Linked DNA regions of Homo sapiens: region 1 is linked to region 2. Evidence: chromatin contacts called from ENCODE Hi-C data. All regions are on one chromosome and are shown on one strand. Each heading gives the region's core, a stretch centred on a gene start or an enhancer-like site at or near the end of the contact. The rest is flanking DNA. Distances are from core to core; before and after follow the strand shown. Region 1 overlaps PELI2 (pellino E3 ubiquitin protein ligase family member 2). Region 2 has its middle 100 kb from the start of LINC00520.

Evidence for each region. Hi-C counts contacts between places; a loop is a spot of excess contacts on that map. Pooled maps may share reads with other maps.
Region 1: a loop to region 2 is called in a pooled map, with 2.6 times the contacts of the local background. The contact joins two enhancer-like sites. A Hi-C loop is called at or near these places in 7 of 37 single-sample maps with no recorded cell type and 6 of 50 pooled maps.

Annotation. Positions count from the first base shown.
Region 1 is chr14:56,194,860-56,201,264 of GRCh38, forward strand. All of the region lies in intron 2 of PELI2 (pellino E3 ubiquitin protein ligase family member 2), which reads left to right. Among named protein-coding and RNA genes, the nearest start is that of PELI2, 80 kb to the left of the region's middle. RefSeq lists an enhancer at 4,333-4,522. Within about 2 kb of position 4,417, at least 10 of the 41 ENCODE cell types and tissues checked have a DNase peak (open chromatin) inside an H3K27ac peak, as active enhancers do.
Region 2 is chr14:55,688,511-55,695,719 of GRCh38, forward strand. No RefSeq gene overlaps it. Among named protein-coding and RNA genes, the nearest start is that of LINC00520, 100 kb to the right of the region's middle. Within about 2 kb of position 2,006, at least 3 of the 41 ENCODE cell types and tissues checked have a DNase peak (open chromatin) inside an H3K27ac peak, as active enhancers do.

The sequences.
Region 1 (6,405 bases), core at 3,167-5,666, 510 kb after region 2:
AGATTAGTACATTTAGGATCTTGTCTTTTATGTAAGTGAAAATAAGGACCGAGTGTTGATGCTTTGGATTCAAGAGCCAGCTGTGCAAAATTAAAGTATCCTATTATTCACTGTGTGTAATGATGACCCTAATGAATGTGGGATAATTCACTTCCCATTGATGAGAATTCAGTCTAAAACTGTAAACTAGATGCTCATTAATTTAATGCTTTTCCTTGACACATGTTTTGTTTCTACAGCTGTTAGTGAAATGTTTTTAGGCATCTGTGCAGGTGGAAGGATGCATGCAAGCTAAATAAGTCTAGAGGACGAAGAGAATCTCTTTGGTATTCCTTATAACCATCCTTCTAAAAGGGGATCCCCAACCCCCTTCAAAAGCATGCTTCTGGAAGTCTCTTGTGGCTCAGTCTCTACCCTGTTTACTTGTCATATTGTGTCTTTATGTCTGCTTCTCACCATTTTGCCATTCTCATTTTCTAGTAGGGACGTGGGCATGGAGAGACAAAACACCGGAACTGCCAGGAGAGAGCAGAGCTTCCCCTTCCTGTGAGCAGCCCTGGGTGGTCCTACCCCCTCCCCTCACAGCTGGTTTGAGGCTGAAGCAGCTTTCCACTGCATCTGTCCACCGAGGCAGTTCTGAAGCTAGTTGGGCCTTTTAATGGCCGTAAAACAGAATTGCTGTGTGGAAGGCCTTTCAGCAATTTAGCTAAAGGCTTTAGAGGCAGTGGAGATCTTTTCACTTACGAATAGTGGCACTAATGAAACAGGTGGGGATACCTTTCCTCTAAATGCTGCCATTCTCTGTGTTCAAACACTGCAAACCCCTCATCCGGAGAAACTTTCCCACCTTGGCTGTGTTAGTCCATATTAAACCGTTTGTTAAGTTTGGGAGCGGTTCTACAGAGATCTTCTGGTTGTTTAAATGTGAATCAGATGTCAAAAAGCCTAATCTGCCCAGCTGGCAGTTTGGGCCCCAGTCTCAGAGGCTGCACATGTGCGCAAGCCGTGATTGGCAGGTGTGGTTTCAGGCAGCATGTGACAGTGCTCCGGACAGGAGAGCATGGCCTCTGCAAGTGTATTCCCAGCTGGCAGGATGTGGCTTTTATTTAACTGCAAAATGTCAGTTTATCATTACTGGGCGTGGGTAGAGAAGGAGGGACTCTGTACAATTAAGTGTTTACTCAGCAGGTGACTACAATAAGTACAGAAATGGTTAAAATGTTATGACTGTGATTTTTAAGTACAATTTCTAGGATTGTGGAGGTTACATTGTATAAATAGGATTAATACCAAATGAATTTAAAGGCTACAGAGAAGAGATTCCCTAGGAGTAACTCCCCACCCCTCCTTAAAATAACGATGTCTGTTTCTTTCCAAAGCATGTTTTCGTTTTGTTTTTGTTTTGAGGGGTTTTTCGGTGAAATTGTGAACCCTGAAACTAGTGTGTCTGGCATTTATTTCTGGAGAAGGCCCTTCTAAGTCTGTGTTTACTAAGCAATTTGAGCCACAGAAAACTTTTAGTCTCTGATAATTTGATATCTGGTGATGAGACAGTAATTACATCACTATTTCTAGGTTGGTAATCTTTGCTTTGGAAAATGTGTAATCCTCTGCTTCAGACATACTCAGTGTGGATCCATCACAGATGTGGCTGAAAGAAAAAAATCTGCAACCTCTTGCTTTTGTACATTCTTTTCTCTTGCCAAAGCTGTCTTGCCCTCTGCACTGTGATTGTATTATACTGCCCATTTGAAAAATGGCCGATAGGATCATTTTAAAATCATAATCTTTAAAAAATATTTTTACTTTAGGAACGTTTGTCTTAATTTTTGCCGATATGGTGTGTTAAGATTAGAATCTGTTAATTTCCTGACATTTATTAACTACGTGATATTTAAATTCCTTGCCTATTTTTGAATTGTATTGTTTGACTTCTGTTTTTTAATTTGTAGAATCTGTTATATGTGTTGCATATATTTTGTTTATCTTTTAACTTTGTTCATGGTGTCTCATCTCATACTTGAGTTGGGTATAATCAAATCTGGAATTTTCTCACTTAAGCTTTATAAGTTTCTTGTTTTGCATAAGAAGTGCTTATCTATCTCAAGGTTTATGTAACATATTTTTTCAGATACTTTAAGTATTTTATTCTAGGTGTTTAGATTTTTCTTGCATTAGAATTTTTTGTTTATTTAATTAATATTAATTGAGCATCTGCTGTGTGCCAGGCCCTGGGCTCTGCATGGGATGAGTTAAGACAAACATGGTCCCTGCACAAATGGAGGTTGTAGGGTCAGAGGCAGGCAATAAATAAGAAATCAAACAAATAAATATATAATATTCATTGGTGCTCAGCACTGTCAAGGAAACAAACAGTGGAGAATACTGTGAGGGCCAGGGACACATATTTAAGTTTTGATGAGTTATGAAGGCATACATAGAGTTTAGTCTTGCAAACAGAGAGGGGCAGAAGTGTAACTGTCAGCATATTCTAAGACTCTGAGGCAGGCTTGAGGGCTGGTTAGTGGGGAGTTGGAGCTTGGGATGAGATGAGGGTACAGTCAAGTCTTGTTCATGGGCCTTGGCTTTAATCTGGTTGCAATAGGAAGCTGTTGGGTGTTTGGGGAGACATTTATGCATGAAGCGGGTGTTCTGGCTTTGATATGGAAGGAAAGGATGGAAGCACAGAGACCAGTTAGAGCCTGTTGCATTGGCTTAGACCAGAAATGAAGTGGCTTAGACTAGTGTAATGGTTAATTGTATGTGTTAACTTGGCTGGGCCATTGTGCCTAGATTTGTGGTCAGGTGTTATTCTCAATGTTTCTGTGAAGGTGTTTTTGGATGAGATTAACATTTAAATCTCTAGACTTTGAGTAAAGCACATCAGGTAAAAGCTTGCATAGAACGAAAAGATTAACCCAATCCAAGCAAGAGGGAATTATCAGCAGATGGCCTTCAGACTTGAACTGCAGTCTTGGTTCTTTCTGGGGTCTCCGGCCTGCCTGTGCACACACACACACATGCAGACACACACACCAGGAATGGTGACTGGTGAAGACACACACACACACACACACACACACACACACCAGGGATCATGACTGGTGAAGACACACACACACACACACACACACACACACACACACACACACACCCACCTCTTTGGTCCACTTCTCTAGAGAACCCTGACTAATACAACTAGGATGGTGGGAGTAGAAGTACAGAGAAGCGAATATATCTTTGAGGAAGAAGCAACGGGACTCTCTCAGAGGAATAATTAATTGATTGTAATGTATGGATGATGATGCCATTCAAGGCAAAAAAGAGGAGCCGGTTTAAGGAGAAACTCAAAGAGTTTGGTTTGGGTCTTGTGTAGTCTGAGATGCCAGTGAGATATGAGGGGAAGAGTTGAGGGCACAAATTGGATACATGAATCTGGAATTCAACCATGTAGAGAGGGGCAGAAGATTTAGGACTGAGCATTGGTGAATTCATCCTTTAGACAAAGGCTGAAAAGGAGTGACCAGGAAATAGGGAGGAGAACCCAGAGAGCGTGGCATCATGGAGCATGAGAGGAGTGTGCCTAAGGCAGACTGGAGTAGCTGACAACATCACATGCACTGAGTGAGTCCAGTGAGATGCGACTTAAAGGAAGGGACTTAGATTTGACCACTTGCAGGTTGGTGGCTATGGTGGCTAAGGCAAATCTGATGGAGCAGCGGGGACAGTGTCCAGCATGGAGTGGCTGAGCCATAAGCAGGAGATGAGCAAGTGCAGAGCCCACATGTGACAGCTCTTTGGAACAGATGTGCAGTGATGGGGAGTAGCAAAACTAGGGAGGGCTTGGGGGTCATGACTTTTTAATGATGGATGATAGGAGAGCATGCTTATATGCTGATGGAGATGACCCAGTATGGTGGGATATTGATGACAAGTAGAGAGAGGGTATAAATGGTTCTTGTTTTCTATCTATTCATTGGTCAATTTTGGTACTTTTATATTTTGTTAGAAAATCTTCCATCTACTCTGGATTTTTGACAAAGTGAATAATGTTCACTTTATTTTAATCATTAGTGTCTGTAATTATATCACCTTGTCTGTTCCTAATTTTGTATATTTTTTGTTCTTCTTTTCTTGCTTAAATAGCTTTTGTTTTACTCATATTTTCAAAGAGCCAGCTTATGACTTCACTTACTTTTTCTACTGTTATTTTCTTAAGTTTTATTAATTTTACCTTGTATCTTTCCCCCTTCCTCCTACAAGAATTCTGTAAACAAAAACAATTTTATTACTATCATGTGTGAGCCAAAAGTTTCTCTCTTGCTGCCCAAGGTCTTCCCCCATGAGAGTCATCATGTGATGCTTCTGGGTTGTCCTTAGTGATTGTCCTGAGTGTCTCCACATGCCCATATTTGGAAACTGAATGTAGCGGTTCTGCCTGGGCTCTAATCTCCATTTACTTCTGTTCTGTTTTTGTTTATACAAGAGACGGTCTGGCCTGGTCATTTCTCGTCTTGGTATGTTACTGCTGAGTCACAGTTCAGTTAACCAAGAACCATGAGAATGAAAGTTCTCAACTAATCACAGACGGTAGATTCCCCAATGCAATGAAAAACTCTTCTTTATATCAGGAATATTAAAATGGAAGATTACATTTAAAATAATAATTAAATCTACCCAGTGCTTCATGGTTCTTCTTGTTGATTTCTCAGGGTGTGGTTAGCAATGAACTGAGGTTTATAACTAGCAAGTATTAGTGAAAACCCCCTGATAATTCAGTTTAATGGCTACTTTGACACATTCATCCTGATTTAAACACAGACCCTACAGGTTATATAAACGGATAAGATACAAGTTGTTTTGGTAAATTAAAATCTGTAAATATGTATGATAAACCAGCCAGCTATTTCTTAAGTATTTACATGTAGTTTTCACTCAGCTTACCAGGGCCCAGGGATTTAATTAAGCTGTACTGCAAGTTCTGTTTATGGTTGTGCCATATACACAGGTGGTGCTCAATAAATCTTTGTTGACTTGATGTTGATTGAGTGTATCTGGGGTTTACCTTCACTGTAGAAATTACCTTACATGGATGGCAACGCTAGGTGTATTCACCTGGTAGACAGTGGGTCTGTATGAAGCTTAGGTTTTGCTGGCAGTCAGCAGTTTAAGTGATTAACGAAGAGTTCTTACAATACAGGGAGCAACGATTTAAAGACAGAATTCAAGGCCTCAATATAACTGTTTACATTCTTTTTAATCTGTGTCATAATTCATTTTCAAATATTTGTAGTTGTTATTGTAACAGAAGGTATTTCTTCTTTCTTTTACTGCTACTACACCACCTTGCCCTAACAATAATGAGAGTTCAAATACAGAGTGCTTATTCTGTGTCATACAGGTAATATCTATGGCCACCAGATTCTGTGCTAATAAGCACTTTGCATATTTTTTTTTACTTTCCCTCACAACAGTTTCACAAGGTAGGGCTTTTATCATTTCCATTTTCAGATGAGGCATGTGAGGCACAGAGTGTTAAGTAACCTCCCCAGGGTCACACAGCCGGTGAGAAGTGGAGTGAAGACACGCCTGGGTCTGTCTAATGCCGGAGCTTCCTTTCATAACTACCACACTCTACTGCCTTCGTTACCCTATAGGGTACCATCTAGAACTGGAAATGACGACCAAGAAGGAAGGAAATCTCACTAAAGGGCTGGTAAAATAATCAATATAACCACCATTCAGCCAAAAATACACACGCAGTTGTTGAAATATTGGCTTTTTGATTTCTGAAATGCTGATGACTGTAAGTGAACAGCCTGTACTTCAGGCAAAGGTGATTCTTTTTTAAGTAACTGAATTCCTGAATCAGGTCTCTCCTTCTTAAAGTTCCTGTTAGACTGTTTTTAATATCACAGCAGGCCTTAGCAGAAGAACTGTTGGCATTTTCATTAGTTGTCTTACATTTGCATTTCAAACAAACATTCTGATTGTTTGCCTCATAGATTTTGCCTGGTCTAATGGCCATTAGTGATCATTATTAAATGGAACTGTCTAAAGATTTCACAAGTTTGTTTGGATTTCATAGGCCTTCTTTTTAAATAAGAAAGTCACACAGTCATCTCTAATATTAAAATACATTTAATCTAGGTATAAAACACCAATTAAAAAAACATTAAACTTGGTCTTTAAATGTGAACCCAAGGAAGAGCACTGGCCTGTGCATTTGGAGGCCTGGAACATGCGCCCTGCAATGTGGCTCCAGATAAATGTTCACTGTCTCTGAGCTTTAGGGAGAAACCTGTAAAATGGAACTGTAGATAAGTACCGTTTCCATGCAGTTCTTCAAATTCAGTATTCTGTCGAAAGGATGATCCTGGATTTGCTGGTGGTTTTTCCATGAGA
Region 2 (7,209 bases), core at 756-3,255:
ATTGATATCATTTCAGACTCCATATTGTGGTTAATCTTTAATAAATTACCACTTGAGTTTGGCTGTAGCATTAAAGAACATCCACAGTTGTCTGAAATGGCTGCCTTTTTTCCAAGGATATGTCTGTGTGAGGCCAGATTTTTTTCATATACTTCAACTAAAACAACATATCACAACAGATTGAATTCAGAAGCAGTTGCCTTCTATTAGGCCAGGAATTAAAGAGATTTACAAGGCCGGGTGCAGTGGCTCATGACTCATTACAGCACTATGGAAGGCCGGAGTGGGAGGATCCCTTGAGGAGGCCAGGAGTTCAAGAGCAGCCTAGGCAACATAGGGAGACCCCTTCCCTACAAAAAAGATTTGCAAATATGTAAAGTCATGCCACTCTTCTCATTATATCTTTTGAGTTTTGGAAAATGAAGTTATAGTTCATGAAAATATGTTCATTATATTGTTATTTTAAATTAGTAAACTTCCAATTTTCTTGGTTTTAATTTCTAGTACGTTGAATATTGATAGAAATAAGATTTTAAGTCTAAAGCAGTTCTGAGATCAAAAACGAGTCACTGGTCTGGCATGTTGGTTTATTTTTCCAACAGTTTTAAATTATATTGGACAACTTAGCACATGTTTTATGTATTTTGTTTTATATTCAATTCATTTATGTTTTTATACTTTTTTTATTTTCTTTGCCAACTTACCTGTAAATTTTAATTCATTTATTTTCAGTTCCTGTTTTCTAATAATTTAGGCTATACATTTTCCTCTGGACTTCTTTACCTGCACCTCAGATTTTGATATATAGGTATTTTGTTAGTCTTCCAGTTTTTAATTTTTTTAAATTGTGAATATTTCAAACATATAGAAAAGCATAGAAAATAAGAGAAAAAGTCTGTGTTCCTCCACCTTCTGTTCGCTTGAATTTTTTAAATAAAAGAAAACATTAGCTACAGTTGAAACATCTTGTATAACCCCCATCAAATTTCCCTGCATTTTCAGAGGTAGCCACTGCACTGAAGCTGAGATTTATCATTTAATTTCATGTTATTATCAATACCATAGGTAGGTATCCATAACTAATGTAATACTATTTTGCATGTTTTCAAAATTTATACAAATCATTCTGCCATTTGCGTTATTCATTCAATATTAACTTTAAAATTTATTCATTTTGAACTAAGAATATGCCACAATTTATACATTCCCACTTTCAGCTGGGCTTTCTTTAAGCTTTTTTATTTTTTTTGGAGTGTGTTATATATTTTTCACATGTGTAGATTTTTAAAGGATCCTTTTCTAATATTGCATTTTTGTCAGTGAATATGACCTATATGACACCAATTTCCTGAATTTGTGGAGAGTTCAGAAAGAAATTATAAACCAAAAAAGAAATTTATTTAGTCTTGGTTTAGAATAAGAATGTGTCAACAAGAATGTGAAGCTTTGGCAGGAAATGATTTCATTATCTGAAAGTTTGAGTTTTCAGGTTACTATACCAGACTGGTTGTTACCCTCTTCAGTTAAAAAATAAGAGGGAGTTGGGGAATATTTATTTTCCAGTGACCTCAGAACATAGGAAACAGAATCAAACAGGTGGGGAAAGGTCTTATTTAGATTTGCATTTCTGCGTTGTCTCTTGCTTTTGCTATGAAGAATCTAGCAGTTACGAGTTTATGAGTCAATAGCAGGTTCTTCCTGAGCTATTCAATACAGAGTTCTTGGGATTTCATCCAGTGCCAAACACAAAGTTCCTATTTAGTGAATGCAGTATTCATTTCAAAATATATAAAATATGTTACTGTTGAGTTAATCCACAGACTATAGTTACAGGAAATGGAAATTTGCTTACTTATGTTGATGAATTGTGTTGGTAAGTTCCATTGCCACCTAAATTGTGCAGGCTTATCAAACCTCTGCATCTAGTTTTTCTCCTTGCTAGCTATGTAAATAAAATTAAAATGTGACCGTGTTAGTCATTTCTTGCATTGCTAAAAAGAAATACCCATGGCAGGGTAATGTATAAGGAAAAGCTTAATTGGCTCATGGTTCTGCAGGCTGTACAGAAAGCAGGGTGCTGGCATCTGCTTCTGATGAGACTTCAGGAAGCCTGTAATCATGGCAGAAAGCAAAGGGGGAGCCGGAGTATTGCATGGCAAGCAGGAGCAAGAGAGAAGGGGAAGGGACTGTGCACTTTTAACAACCAGATCTCGTGTCAACTAACTGAGCAAGAACTCACTCATCATGCTAACTAAGCAAATCATGAGGGATCTGCCCCAGTGATCTGAATACCTCCTGCTAGGTAATGTAATCCCTCCACTGGGGATTACATTTCAACATGGATTTGGAGGGGACAAACATCCAAACTGTATCAGTGACTAGCAAATTCTAACCCAAATGCAATAATTGTTAGAGTTTTCTCTAACAATTCCTTTGTTGCCAATTATATAGTCAATATCTGTAAATGTTCCAAACTATTGAAAGTATGCTTTATACTTGTTAAAATCAAATTTATTAATTGATAACATTCTCAGTTCCCAAACTGTGTTTCTGGTTCAGTGGGTGTGGGTTAGGGTTCAAGAATTTGCATTTCAAACAAATTCCCGGCAGCTAATGCTGCTGGTTTGGGGAACACACTGAAAGTCATGCATATGGTTTTCAATTTGCCTTTCTTCTTTTGCAATTTCTTCACAGTTTCTTATTAAATGAGTGTTCTTGTTTTCAAGGTTTTAAAATATTTACTAAGTATTTTTATACCACTTCTATAAATTCTACAAATTTGGAGAGGAACAGAGACTGCAACATGTGTTTGGCTCCAGTTGGTGGTTCTCTTGGTGTTTCTTGATATTTTCTCATCATGTCACACAGAGAATATTTTTTTCAGAAATAAGTCAAATTGAAGCTTTTTTCCTCTTCAGTGAATTTCTTTGTTATCCACCCTGACAAAGTCTGAATATGCATGAATGCTGTTCTCCAATTGACCAATATTATGATTTTTATCCCCTCGAAGAAGGAATTGCTTGGAATAATGTAAGATGAGACAAGTGTAAGTTTTTCCCACTTTTGGTAACAAGGACAGGGTGGTTTACTCACCTAATACTATGAGGACAATATAGGAACCCAGGTATAAAAGTTTTTATGGAATCTTAGCCCTAATGTTCTGTTAGGTAACAGTCTCTATAGACTTAGTCTTCTGTTAGAACAGATAAATATGTCCAGTCAGATGAAACAGGTTTTTTTCCTGACAACTAATCCTGGTAACTTTCTGCCTGTATCTGGACACCTATTTTGAATAAACTAGCTTGCATTTCCTACCCACATTTGCATGGAGAATACAGAACTTTTGCATATGTGCTGAGCACCTGGTTTTAATATCATGAGTAGCTTTAACACATAATTGCCCCAGTTTCTGTTCACTCTCACAATGATCTAGGAGTTAACTTTACAATTTTTAACTGGATTGTGGCTGATGCCTCTATAAAGCAGTTAGCATGTATTATTAGTAATAATTACAACAACAAAATAATGGCAGTTATAATAATTGCAAACATTTATTGAGTGCTGTTTTCCAGGTACCATGCTTAGTGTTTTAAATCCATGTTTCATTTTGCTACTGGTACGTTGGAAAGTTATCTAGAAAGTTGTATTGTTGTAGGAGTTTATTCTTTGGAGTCTTTATAGAGCTTTACAGTGCCTAAGTTGAATATTTGGTAATAACTGTTTCTTAAAATTACTTTTATTTATTATTGATTTGATTGAGAATGACAGTTGTAAAATACCTGTGAGGTATAAATAATAAGAATGCAATGAGCACTTGGTTACCTGCTATCCTATTTAAAAGAGATAATGTTACCGTTACTTTGAGTTTCCTTGGATATCCTTTCCCAATCCCATCCAACTCTGACCACTCACAGATATAATCACAATTCCAAATTCGTGTATGTTACTCCTTTGTTTTTTGTAAGTAGTGTTTTTGTATAGGTTTACACATCCAATAGTACATTATTTAGTTTTATATGCTTTTGACCTTTACTAAGATGGATGATTAATGTCTTCTGTGATGTGCCTTTTTTGCTCAACATTATTTTATGAGAGTCATAAATATGGTTGCATATAGCTTGAGTTTCTCCTTCTTTTCCCTTTCTCTGTCCCCTCTCTTTTTTCCTCTTCCCCCTTCATCTTCCTATATAATGTTTAATTGAGGGAATATACCAAAATGTCCTTATCCATCTGTTCTAAATGGACAGTAACAGGGTCCATTTTTTAGAATATGAGCTATTGTGAATAATGGTACTATGTATATTCTGGTACGTATGTTCCTGTGTCTGAGGATAGGAGCTTTTCTAGGGCATATACCTAGGGATGGAACTTTGGCTTATGGAATATATTTTTACTAGGAACCACAAGCCTGTTTTCTATAGTGGTGGTTTTAATTTACATTTCCATAAAAAGTATGTGGGAGTTTCTATTGCTCTATAACTTCACAACACTTGGTATTATTCTACAAATCATTTTTCTTTTGCCAATATAGTGGGAGTTAACTGAGATCTCATGGGTTGTTTTTAAACCGTTTTATTAAAATATAATAGATGTAGAATAAATCACACATGTGTACAGTTGGATAAATTTTGCAATATGAACCACAATCAAGATAATGAATTATAAACATTACTCACAAAAGATTTCTTGTGTACCTTTGTAACTTGTCTTCTCCCCCACTTTCCTGTCTCCAAGCAACTCCTGATAATGCTTTCTCTCTATGGTAATATGCATTTTCTAGAATCATACAGTAGGTACTTATTTTTTGTCTGACATCTTTCACTCAGCATAATAAGAATCAATAGTCCCTTTTATTTCTGAGTACATGGCATTGTATGTATATACTACAATTGATTTATTCATTTATAGATGAATGTTTGTATTTTTCTAGTTTTTGCCTATTATAAATAAAGCTGCTATCAACATGTATATACAAGACTTGTACATAAGTGTTTTAAAAACATAAACCAAAATACCAAGCTATAATTGAACATTAAGAGACGTCCACCAGGATAATCTGTATCAGTCTCTTGCACAGATCATCCTGTTAGTAAGCAGGGCTACTCCAGCCATCAAATCATGGAAAAGGAAGATTATGAGGCAGTGATAATTCGGGATATGGTGGGCAGGAGGGAGTCAAGGGACAGCATCCCTGCATTGCCCATCAGTCTCTCCCCTTCAGAAGTCACTCTTTGACTTCATTTCCCTAGCTCCCTCCTGCCAAGCCACTGTGTCTGGAGCTGATCCACCTTCCTATTGATATTCTTTGTGATCATTGTGTTTTTTTGCTACAGCGATAATAACAATAGTTAACATATGTCGAGTTTTCCATGTGCTACCACCCTTCTCCCTAATGGTTTATCCTCACCCCATTTTACCCTCACAGCAACTCCAGGAAGTCAATAACGTTTCTCATTCCCCCTGCCTCATAGGGCTGCTATAAGGATGAGGTAAGAGAATGCTCATAAAGCACTCAGGCTAGTGTCTGGAACATAAACTTAATGTATGTTAGCTGTTACTATTGTTTTTAAAATGGTTGCCTGGATACTAAACCTCTCTCTGTGACCATTATACACGCTTTATCTGGCCCCTGGCCTCTGAGGGCTTTGGGCACCAGTTCGTGTTTTCCAAAAAATCTTTTCCAGAATTGCAAAGGGCTGGGAGAGGCCAGGAGTGAAATAGAGAATCCCATACAGTCAGGCTTCCAACTTTGCATTAAAGAAAGCGTATTGAATAAATTTTTCTCTTCTCCCTCCGAAGATCTCACTAAAATGATAATAGAAGAATTATAAAAAGGTATAAACTTGAGACATTTTCAGATAAATGAAAGCTGAGAGAATTTATCACCCATACACCAGCACTATAAGAAACGCTAAACGCAGTTCCCTGTAGCTGGAGGTAAAGGTAATGACACCAGATGAAAACTTGAATGCACAGGAAGAAATGAAGAGTTCCAAAAAGGCAAAATATGTGAAAATATAAAGACTATCTTTTTATTTTTAAAAAACTTATTTAAAGGGTAACTAAATTTTAAAGTAAAACTATATAGATGTAAAATACATGACAGAAGGAGCACAAAATACTTGGGACAAATGGAATTATGTTATTGTAATGTTCTTGCATACATGGGGCAGTACCACATTAATTTCAGATAGACTGATAAGGAGGCATAATGTAATCTCTAGAGCAACAAATAAAAATAATTATACAAAGGGGCACAGCTGAAAAGAAAGGGAATAAAACATAATACTAAAAAGAAGACTGGGAAAAAAAGCAACAGTAGAAAATAATGATGACAAAAACAACCAGTAACTAAAAACCTGAACAAAATACAGAATCCACCATTTTTAGACATTGGACAACAGACAACAGGACCATGGTGACTGAGAAACAGGGGACAAATGAGATGAGCCTTCACTCTCGAGAGTCTCTGCCTGGGAGCCATGTCCAAAATATAGTGTGAGGAAGGGAATGTTAAAGAGTCATGCAGCCTCACGGAGTTGAAGAGATAGAAGTTAGAGTTTGAGATAGCCAAACCAACTGTACTTTGTGGAGCAGAATACCCAAGAGGATGGAGCTATAGAGTTTCAGAAATTGAACAGGGATTCCCTTGAGTCTTTGGCTGAATACTAATCTGCTCGTGCTTAGGGCAAAGCCCCACAAAGCTAAGCCAGGATAACTTCCAGGGAGAGAATAATTACTGCTCATTAACAATTCAATTGTTTATGAAATAAATTGGCTTATTAAACAGATAATTTGATAAGTTTGGATTGGTTCTTTAGTGCCTGTTCAAACTCACAGCAAAAGATTTAAAAATCTTCATTCTGTTCCAGAAAAAGAAAAAGCACAAGATTCTGAGCCAGTAAAGACCCTATCAGAGTACATGCCACTGTCCTGAATGTCTTGCTGTCTCTACTCCCTACCCTGCATGTCTTTATTTCTATTATAATAGCAGAATTCCAAACACCAAGTTCCTTCCATGCCAGATAACAGACTTTACTAGACTATCATCGGCCTTTTATAGGTGAGGTAACCAAGACAAAGCAAGGTTGTATCTTGTTATAGATGACATATAGAAAGTCAGCTGGAAGTAGAACTTACTGCGCCAAGGTTTCAGTCTAGCTTACTTATAGGCTTAGGAGGGAAAATGCCTGCTCATGCAACTTATCC